Linked DNA regions of Mus musculus: all the other regions are linked to region 1. Evidence: chromatin contacts called from ENCODE Hi-C or POLR2A ChIA-PET data. All regions are on one chromosome and are shown on one strand. The core of a region is the stretch at or near the end of the contact, and the rest is flanking DNA. Distances in the headings are between cores, read along the strand shown.

Region 1 (2,700 bases), core at 160-2,659:
AGTCACAGAAGCCAGGGACCACAGGCCTCCCTCTGGTCTGTGGCTCTTCAGGGCCTACTCAAGGTTTGGAAGAGACCGCGGTTTCTATCCCTTTGTCCCCGAACAACCTTAAAGCAGGAGGCTGTCTCCTCCTTGCCCCGCCCCTCCCCAGAGACTCATATTTAAGCAAGATGCTCTCTGCCCACCACAGTGCCTGGACACCACCTCTGAGTTTCTGGAAACTCTTTGCTCCCAGCCCCCTCTGTCCGTGCGCCTCGTGGCCTAGTGATAGACATTCTTCCCTTGCTGCTAAGGCCAAAGCTTGGCAGCAAAAGGTGCCTGAGGCTACGTTTTAATTATTAGCTCCCTAGAGAGGGCCGACTCCTGCACTGCACGGGACGAGCGGCTGGCAGACACAGTAGCACACACCTACAATGCACACGCACACTCAGGTGGGCTCGACGAGCCTGTCTTCCACGAGGCTCCGCGAGCGTCCCAACCCGTCACGGGCGCGGAACTCCAAGCGCCGTGGAGTTCAAGCGGTACTTACCCCCAAGACGCTCTGAGCCAGGAGTCCCACTGTCACAGTTGCTAGCAGCAGCCACCTGCACAGGAGAGGGAGGGAGGGTAAGAAAGCGACCAAAACATGCGGGCCCCAACTTGTCAACTCCTGAAATATGCATGCAAGGTCCCCTTCACCTAGGAGACCAGGCAGAAGGCGACTTACCCTCGCAGGGGAGGGCCAGACGCTTTGAACCGCACTCGGTCCATGATCCCAGTCTTTGAGCTCTAGACTCGGCTCGATCCCTTCCTAACCTGGAGGCAAGAGACAAAGCGGGTTAGCAAAGGTGGCAGGCAGAGAGAGCATCGTCATCTTAGCACCCTGACTCCGCATAATGTCCCTCGTTTCCTTGCGGGGTGACCAAAGTTCTGTCCCATCAGGAGACAGAAAAAGGGAGATTCTTCTCCGTAGGCCCTGCCTGGAGCTCCTCAGCCCATGCAGCGCGATCCCTATTCCCCCAGCTCCGATCCAACGGAGCGCGCAGCCTCAGCCTACTCCGGCGCTACAGGTCCGCGACTTGGGGCCTGGCTCTCTGTGCCTCCCGGGGGTCGCTCTCACCTCAGGGTCAGGAGCTGCTGCCCGCGCGCATGGGCCCCTGAAGAAGCGTTGGCCCGTGGCACACCGGCGGCCAGGCCGGCCTGGCTCTGCTCCGTGGGCGCCGGACTCTCGGCCCCGGCGTGCCTTGCTGGTGCTTGCCCGGGATTGGCGAGCCAAGGGGCTCGTGGAATCGGGGCGCGGGAGGAGCTGGGTGCGGAGCGCAGAGCCCCGGCGTTCGGACTCCCTGCGACACCAAGTCCCGAGCGGCGCGCAGCCTCCGCCTCTTACCCGCGCCGCAGGGTCCTCCCCTTGGAGACGCCGCCCGCGCACTGCCGAGGGGAGGGGGCAGCGCCAACAAATTGGGGAGCTCCTCGGGCGGCGCGCTCAGGTCTCTGCGCAGAGTCACCGCACCCGGGACGGTGAGCAGGGCTCACGCCCGGGCCCTCCGAGACTGAGCACCTCGCCGTGGCCCACGGGAACTGGGCTGCATTTCCCCGCCGTCTCTGCTGGTCCCCTGCCGCCCCGGGCGCGCCACCATGGGGCCCCGGCTCAGCGTCTGGCTTCTGCTGCTCTTCGCCGCCCTTCTGCTCCACGAGGAGCGCAGCCGAGCAGCTGCGAAGGTGAGTTCCCTGCGGGCTGCGCTCCCCAGCCTCCCTCCCTGCACCCCTGACGCCCCGCGAGGCCTCTTTGTCCAGCGCCTGGCGCAGTCAAGCCGCCTGGCCCTCGAGGGTACCGCGGGTGGCACGGCCAGGTGCATTCTTCCCCCGGGTCTCCCTCTCCTAGTCCCTGTGGGCAGCGATCGCACATCCATTACGGAACCTCCTTTGTTATACACTGGGTGCGGGAGAGTTAGGAAGGGACTGAAGCTTAGCGTGTACCACGGCGGGGTGAGGGTACCGAGGAGCCAGTGAGATTTGAACCCTCATCGCCAAGGCTCTCAGCGGCGGGGCGCGCGAGTGGGTCGGGGCTGGAAGGGTGGCCAGGCACACCCCACGCCACTCAGAGTCCTACACTCATGTGCAGGGGGAACCGCTTTGGGTGTGTTTCTGGTTGTTTGGAGACCGTGATGGTTGAGGCTGAACAGCTTTGGGCCGTTTGCCTGGAAACATCTGTATTTTTGCTTTCCCACGACTTTTGTGTAGCCTACGGCACGCTTGAGAACAGACGCGGGGCTCTTCTCCGCATCCTAAAAGTCTCTGCCTCGACTCTTGCCTTTTATGAGTGCGTGCCTGAAAATTATAACCACATTTAGACTTGAGTGTGAAACCAAAGCGAAACTCCGTCGCATTGTTCCCTGCGCAAATTGTTTTTTTTAAGTTTTTGTTTCCTCTGGTGCTGTGCTTGGCCAGGAGGGCGCTGGGAGATGTTTGCAAGAGCCAGACTTCCAGCTCTGGAGGAACCCGGCCAGACTTTCTGCCTTCGCCCCTAGAGAATACACTTCAGCTGCTGCTGCTGCTGTGACAGCCATGCAGGCCCAAAGGCCACAAGGTGTGGCCTCTCCACAGTTTGCCTTCCCCTCAAATGCCTAAAAAACGACGTTTGCTTCTCACCGAAGCTTCCAAGTTTTAAAAGAAACCGTTGCTTAATTGTGCATTTTCCTTTCCTTTTAAGAATTTCACCTC
Region 2 (2,700 bases), core at 167-2,666, 39 kb after region 1:
ACAGTGTAAACAGTAGTTAACAATAGAATTACTGAATAAGAGGATGGAACCCTCTATCATCTGTTGTGAAATAGGATGTACCAAAGCTTCTGTTGGTTTCTCTTTCTTGCTTCCCCTCCACTCTGTCTACACGAGAGTAGAAAATGGCACACTATCAGCAGTGGTTTAAAATATTTAATTGTTCAGTGAAAGATGGTGGGGTACTCCAGCAACTGGCTTCGCCTCGGGTCAGTCATTCCTGAACTATCTCCCTAGTCACGTAGGCTTCTTTCTTTCCTCCTTTTCATTTAGCTACAAACTAAGGCTCCCTAAAGGCTCAGCCAGTGGAATGCGGAAGGATAAATAATCCATTGTTTCTGCGCACTCACATCGTGTGGGAAGAGAACCCTTCTGCTCTGTTGCTGCTATCTGTGGTCTCTGAGAGAAAGGTGTTGAAAGATGGCCCTGATGATGGGCAGTCTTTACTCTGTACAGAGCGGTAGGGTGTATATGATGTGCTTGGTGCAGAGTCAAACCAGAGCGTGTGCTTGGAATGGTTCCTGTAGTGTAGGAATGCACAGAGAGTGCGCTGGGTCAGAGAGATAGTGAAAGGCATCAGGAATTCCCCAAGAGCTCCCAGATTCCACACGTAGCCCATTGGGGACCTCTCTGAAGGTACAGTGTGGAAAAGATGGTGGGATTTGACCTGAGGGTCAGATGTAAGAAGTGGTAGTAGGTGATTGAATTCAGAGGCTGAGGCAGGATAAGAAGATAGGACTGGGGAGGAGGGAAAGAGGAGGACTGAGAGGAGGGGGAAAGGAGAAGGACAGAAACAAGCTTGGTCGTCATCTCCAAGATGGAGGAGATAGCTCTCCTCCACTTCTTCATGCCTGGCTGTGTAACATTAGTCTTTCTTAAGGACAACTGGGAAACCATCATGGCCTGACTTGTGTTGATAGTCTTTGCGAGGTCAATGGCTATAATATTGGGAGGGGAAGAGGAAGTGTTCTGACCTCGTGGACCAGTGAGAACAGCATGCAGGGATGCGGAAGGTAGGCGGCCATGTAGTGAAGGATGAGTTCTGTCTGAAAGTAGGGACTTTGCTGAGCCCACCTCGATGTCCCTGGCTGGTGACTCAGAGTCACGGGAACCATCTCTCTAGGTCATCTCCTCCGTGGGTCCCTGTGGGAATACATGCTCACCAACTCATCACGAATGTTGCTGTCCAATGGCCACCGTCACATGACAGCTAATTATAGCCTCATCTGTCTGCAGCTGGAGAAAGACTTAATACTCTGGAGACGAGGCACTGGACTTCATTATGTGTTCCCTATGGGGTGTCCTCTTCCCCAGCAAGAACATTTGATGCCCGCCCCCATCCAGTGGGAGGGAAGAAAAGCAATGAGAATGAGTCACCAGAGTTGCATGATGGGAGGAAAATAGGACCAGAAGTGTGGTCACATGTTGGTTCGACTCGAAGCCAAGCCGACACCCTCGCCTCCGCAGCCTGTGGTGTTGGTGGGAGCCCACATGGGTTCTGCAACTTGGTCTCAAATGAGAAGCAGATGGGTCATGAATTGTGCTGGCAAAGCCTTAGTCATATTATTGGGGGTGCAGAGAAGGAGGAGAGAGGAGCCGAACATTAGGATTTCAACTGGCTTGCTAATTTTTAATTTTATGTTTTGCCAAGAATGTATCAACACTTGTAGTTGTTTTCAAACTGGGGCAGAGTTATTTTGTAAGTTTACAGGGTAGTAATGGTTGTTCTGTGTCTGTATTCCATTATCAAAAGAGACAGAAATGATATTTTCCTGAACTAAATTCTCCTCTCAGCTGAATGAAGATAAAGAAGGGTTTCACATCTCCTGGGGAGTTCTTTCTGTCTTTAAAAAAAAAAAAAGCAAAACAAAGTTATAAAATAATGATATAAGTGTAGGTGATGGCGGGTATGAGCCCCTTAGCCTGCGGGGACAATATTTTTACCTTTGAATCAACCAGGCTTATTTTTGGAAGTCCAAAAATGCTGTGCAAAAGTCAGTTTTTGGTTTGTTTTGGGGACAGAGAGCTCTGGGCTTCACACAGGCTTAGCGCCCACTAGTAGCCTATACTCCTGCCCCCCTTACTTTTTATTTTGAGACAGGGTCTCCCTAAATTGTTTAGCTTGATCTTGAGCTCACTGTTGACCCACGTGGACTCTGAATGTGGAATCCCTCTGCCTCAGCCTCCCAATTAACTGGTACTACAGGCCTGTGCCATCAAAGCTGACTCAAACCTAATCTTTTAAGCAGTTATTATTTAGGCGGTGATATTTGACCCCATATTGTGATCTCTACTTAGTTATGTTAATTTTCTAATTCTATATAGTTGAGGAGACATTCTATGGATATTTCCAGTTTTGTACAGGGTTGCATCCCCTGACCATAGCACCCATAGCACATGAAAGGGCGGCTCACCATTCTTCCTTCATTGGTGTGTGCTTTTAATTCTGCTCTGGTAGCCCTGAAATGCATGTTTCCCCATTCACATATTTCTTTGGTTGGGTAAGTAATTATTCTGAAGACCCCTGAGGAAGCGCCATGACAGGAAGTGCAGTGGACTAGCGACATCCTTAGGAAAGTATTTTGACATTTTTCACAGGATAGGAAATGTGAAAACAAATCTGAAAGATAAGCCGTCGAGGCTTTGCAGAGCTCCACATGTCCCTATTTGGAGGGATGGGAA
Region 3 (2,700 bases), core at 142-2,641, 35 kb before region 1:
CTCTAGCTTCCTGACCCAGGCTCCTTGCAGGCTCTATCGGAGCCTCTCATGCCTCAAGCTGCTGGCTCTCTGGTTCTGCCATCTATAAATGGAATGTGTCAGGGTATGGCAGAGATCAGTGCTAGCAGCTGCAAGATTAAGAGCACATCCGGTCCCACAGTGAGTGGCGCTGGCTCCTGGTCCTTCCAGCAGTTCTTGGCAGTGACAAGACAAGAGTATCACATCGCCTTCACCAGGGACCGTGTCCCACAAGACAGACAGGAAGAGTTTCCTCCGTGCCTGGTGAATAGGGTCTACTCAGTCCCGAGTGCCACGCGAGGCATTCAGCACCTTCCTTCCTTCCACCGGCATCTACACCCAGGGCATTGAAGATGCTCTTAATACCCAAAAATAAAACCCACAAGTGATCTAAAGGCCTCAAGACAATTTCTCTAGCTACTTGTGCAGACCAACCATGTACAGTAAGGGCGGCGTAAATCAACAGAAACGCACCCAGGTTCCTGCAGATGTGAGTCTCGTTTAAAGCTGACACACTATATGTTCATGAAAGGGGAAAAAGTACAGGCTATTGTTTTTGATTTGTGCATTAAAAAAAGTAATGATTACTCAAATTTATATGAAGATCCAAGAACAAAACTCATCTGTCCTAAAACAAAGAATATTTTGTCCTCCACATGTTCCAAGAAACATCTTGTCCAAGGAAGTATTTTTAAGCCAGTACACCTCCAGCCAAAAAGAGCAGCTTTGAAGGGAACTTACAGAGATCCCACCACACATCGCCCCCAGCATCCAACCCCAACTTCCTCTGCAGAGGAGTCTTGAATAACGGATTCTAGCAACTTGAGAGGTAAGCCTTACTGCCAAAGGTAATATGTTTCCTATTTTCAGGCAATGTAATCTATACAAGTCTTTGTTTTGTCACAAGTCCAGTCAAGCTGGGCGTTCTAAAGATCTCTTTAATCCAGCAACAGGCCGACTAAGGGGACAGAGCCAACTTGGGAACAAGGCTCCCTGTAAAGTTCTATTAGTTTATCAAAACAGGAAGTATAAGCCATTTCCGCACATGCAGCTTTAGAAATTAAGGAAATAATTCCAACATGGTATTAGCAAGACAAGGTATATGGAAAGGAAACGCAAATCTCTGTGGCGCACACAGTGGGCGGCCCAGAGGTCCAGCCAACTCACTGCCTTTGTTTAAAAGCATCTCCAGGGCACCCGAATCGAGTGCAGCCACTTTAGAGCATCCTGAGACCGTTGCCAGCTAGGCAGAAAGGCTGATGATGGGCAGGAGTGCTCTATCTGCTCACCTAGGCGACCGATAACTGGGCAGAAGGTGGCATGGCCACTGTTACCTTGCACATTCATGGATGGGTGGGGTGGTCTCACAGAGAAGGGAGAGGTCAGGCCGTTCTGTAGAACAAGAGAGGCAGGAAGATGGAGCACTAAAGAACTTCCAGGATGATGGTTACGGCCGCAGGGTGCTCTTGAATTGTCCTAGGTGTGCACCTGTGGAGCACGTGTCCTCCTTGCTGTCCCCACGGCAGCACATTTGTATGCCTCATCTGAGTTTTGGGAAATGACACCCATTTTGGGAGGCAGAGGCAGGAGGGTCAGGAGTTTAAGGCAAGCTTTAGCTACATAGCCACCGAGGCATTCCAAGATGGTGCTTTCTAGACCCAATCTGCTTCTGACAAGGCAACATGAGAGCCGTGCTGGGAAAAGGGTGCTGAAGGAGCCTTCCAGAACGCTTCCCGACTTACACCACTAATTCCATGATGGCTGATCACGGCCTGAGGTGGGCTGGTGGGCTTGAATGTGAGGAATGGCAGACAGGGACTGTGGGTAGGGGCTGCTGACAGTGGGTGGAGAACGCCCTAACCCTGCTGAACTCCAAACTGAGGCCAGTCGCCCACATCCCACAGGAGCTGAGGATGCACTGATGGCTTCTTAGAGACTCTTTGCTGTCCAAGTCTGGGGTCATTAACATCAGACAGACAGCCTAGCTTGTGGGCCTGGGGCTGCAGACGTAGGAATGAAGGCTGAGCTTTCAGCCAAGGAGGTATGAGCCAGACACTGCCTCAGAAAACACCTGGCCCAAGGCTAGGATGATCTCAGGTGTGGGTGGGCCTGGACTGCAGGTGGAGACAAGTGGGCCTTGGGCAGATGGAGGAGAGGGGAACGTGGCATTTCCTGTCACGCATGCTCATCTGGCCTCGGCTGCTTCCTGTTTAGGAGCTTCCCTAATGGAGGCAAAACCAGCCCAAGTGCGTCTCCCCTTTAACAGGTAAGATGGCGCACTGCCCTCCTGCTGTGGGCAGGGAGAAGCTTGACAAGCCACCTCTAGCCTGCTATCCAGAAGCACGGGTCCCCTTGCTTCGGAGAGCAACGGGGTCACTACCAGGATGAGCTGGGGCTCCTTTGCTGTGCGGTTTAAGTGCAGGGTGGGGATTTGAGATTCCTCATCTTGAGTCATCCCATCCAGAGGTTGAAACTTAGCAAAGCCAGGCAACGGCCCTGGGGAGAGGCTGTGGGGGAGGAGTCAAGAGGCAAAAGTCAGTGACCAAACAGGTGTGGTCAGCTGGGTGGAACGGGGCAAAGGGCCAGCACGGAGCCACGGAAAACATCAGAAATGCAGGTGACAGCTGTCATGGCGTGAGGGGATGTTCTGTCTGCAGCACAAAATGTCTGCAGTCCACGGGT

The links. A loop is a pair of places that touch in the nucleus more often than their neighbours do. ChIA-PET counts read pairs that join two places held with the same protein, here RNA polymerase II (POLR2A).
Region 2: a loop to region 1 is called in a map of heart, with 1.9 times the contacts of the local background. The contact joins the enhancer-like site here to the promoter of Col4a2 in region 1. A Hi-C loop is called at or near these places in 13 of 37 maps with a recorded cell type or tissue (Patski, gastrocnemius, heart and 1 more). POLR2A ChIA-PET finds 5 or more read pairs at or near these places in 2 of 5 experiments (Patski and embryonic stem cell).
Region 3: a map of heart shows a loop between it and region 1 (1.8-fold over the local background). The contact joins the enhancer-like site here to the promoter of Col4a2 in region 1. A Hi-C loop is called at or near these places in 3 of 37 maps with a recorded cell type or tissue (gastrocnemius and heart). POLR2A ChIA-PET finds 5 or more read pairs at or near these places in 4 of 5 experiments (Patski and embryonic stem cell).

Annotation. Positions count from the first base shown.
Region 1 is chr8:11,311,514-11,314,213 of GRCm38, reverse strand. Col4a2 (collagen, type IV, alpha 2) reads right to left here and starts at 1,409. Exons shown (of 48, transcript NM_009932.4): 1 at 1,100-1,409; 2 at 707-795; 3 at 530-584. The coding sequence starts at 750. It overlaps Col4a1 (collagen, type IV, alpha 1), which reads left to right and starts at 1,388. Exons shown (of 52, transcript NM_009931.2): 1 at 1,388-1,698. The coding sequence starts at 1,615.
Region 2 is chr8:11,272,412-11,275,111 of GRCm38, reverse strand. All of the region lies in intron 1 of Col4a1 (collagen, type IV, alpha 1), which reads left to right. All of the region lies in intron 1 of Gm32709 (a long non-coding RNA gene), which reads right to left. Among named protein-coding and RNA genes, the nearest start is that of Gm32709, 13 kb to the right of the region's middle. Within about 2 kb of position 1,416, at least 1 of the 3 ENCODE cell types and tissues checked has a DNase peak (open chromatin) inside an H3K27ac peak, as active enhancers do; it is heart, where a contact is called at or near this core.
Region 3 is chr8:11,346,265-11,348,964 of GRCm38, reverse strand. The region is part of intron 3 of Col4a2 (collagen, type IV, alpha 2); the gene reads right to left. Among named protein-coding and RNA genes, the nearest start is that of Gm46030, 7.5 kb to the right of the region's middle. Within about 2 kb of position 1,391, at least 1 of the 3 ENCODE cell types and tissues checked has a DNase peak (open chromatin) inside an H3K27ac peak, as active enhancers do; it is heart, where a contact is called at or near this core.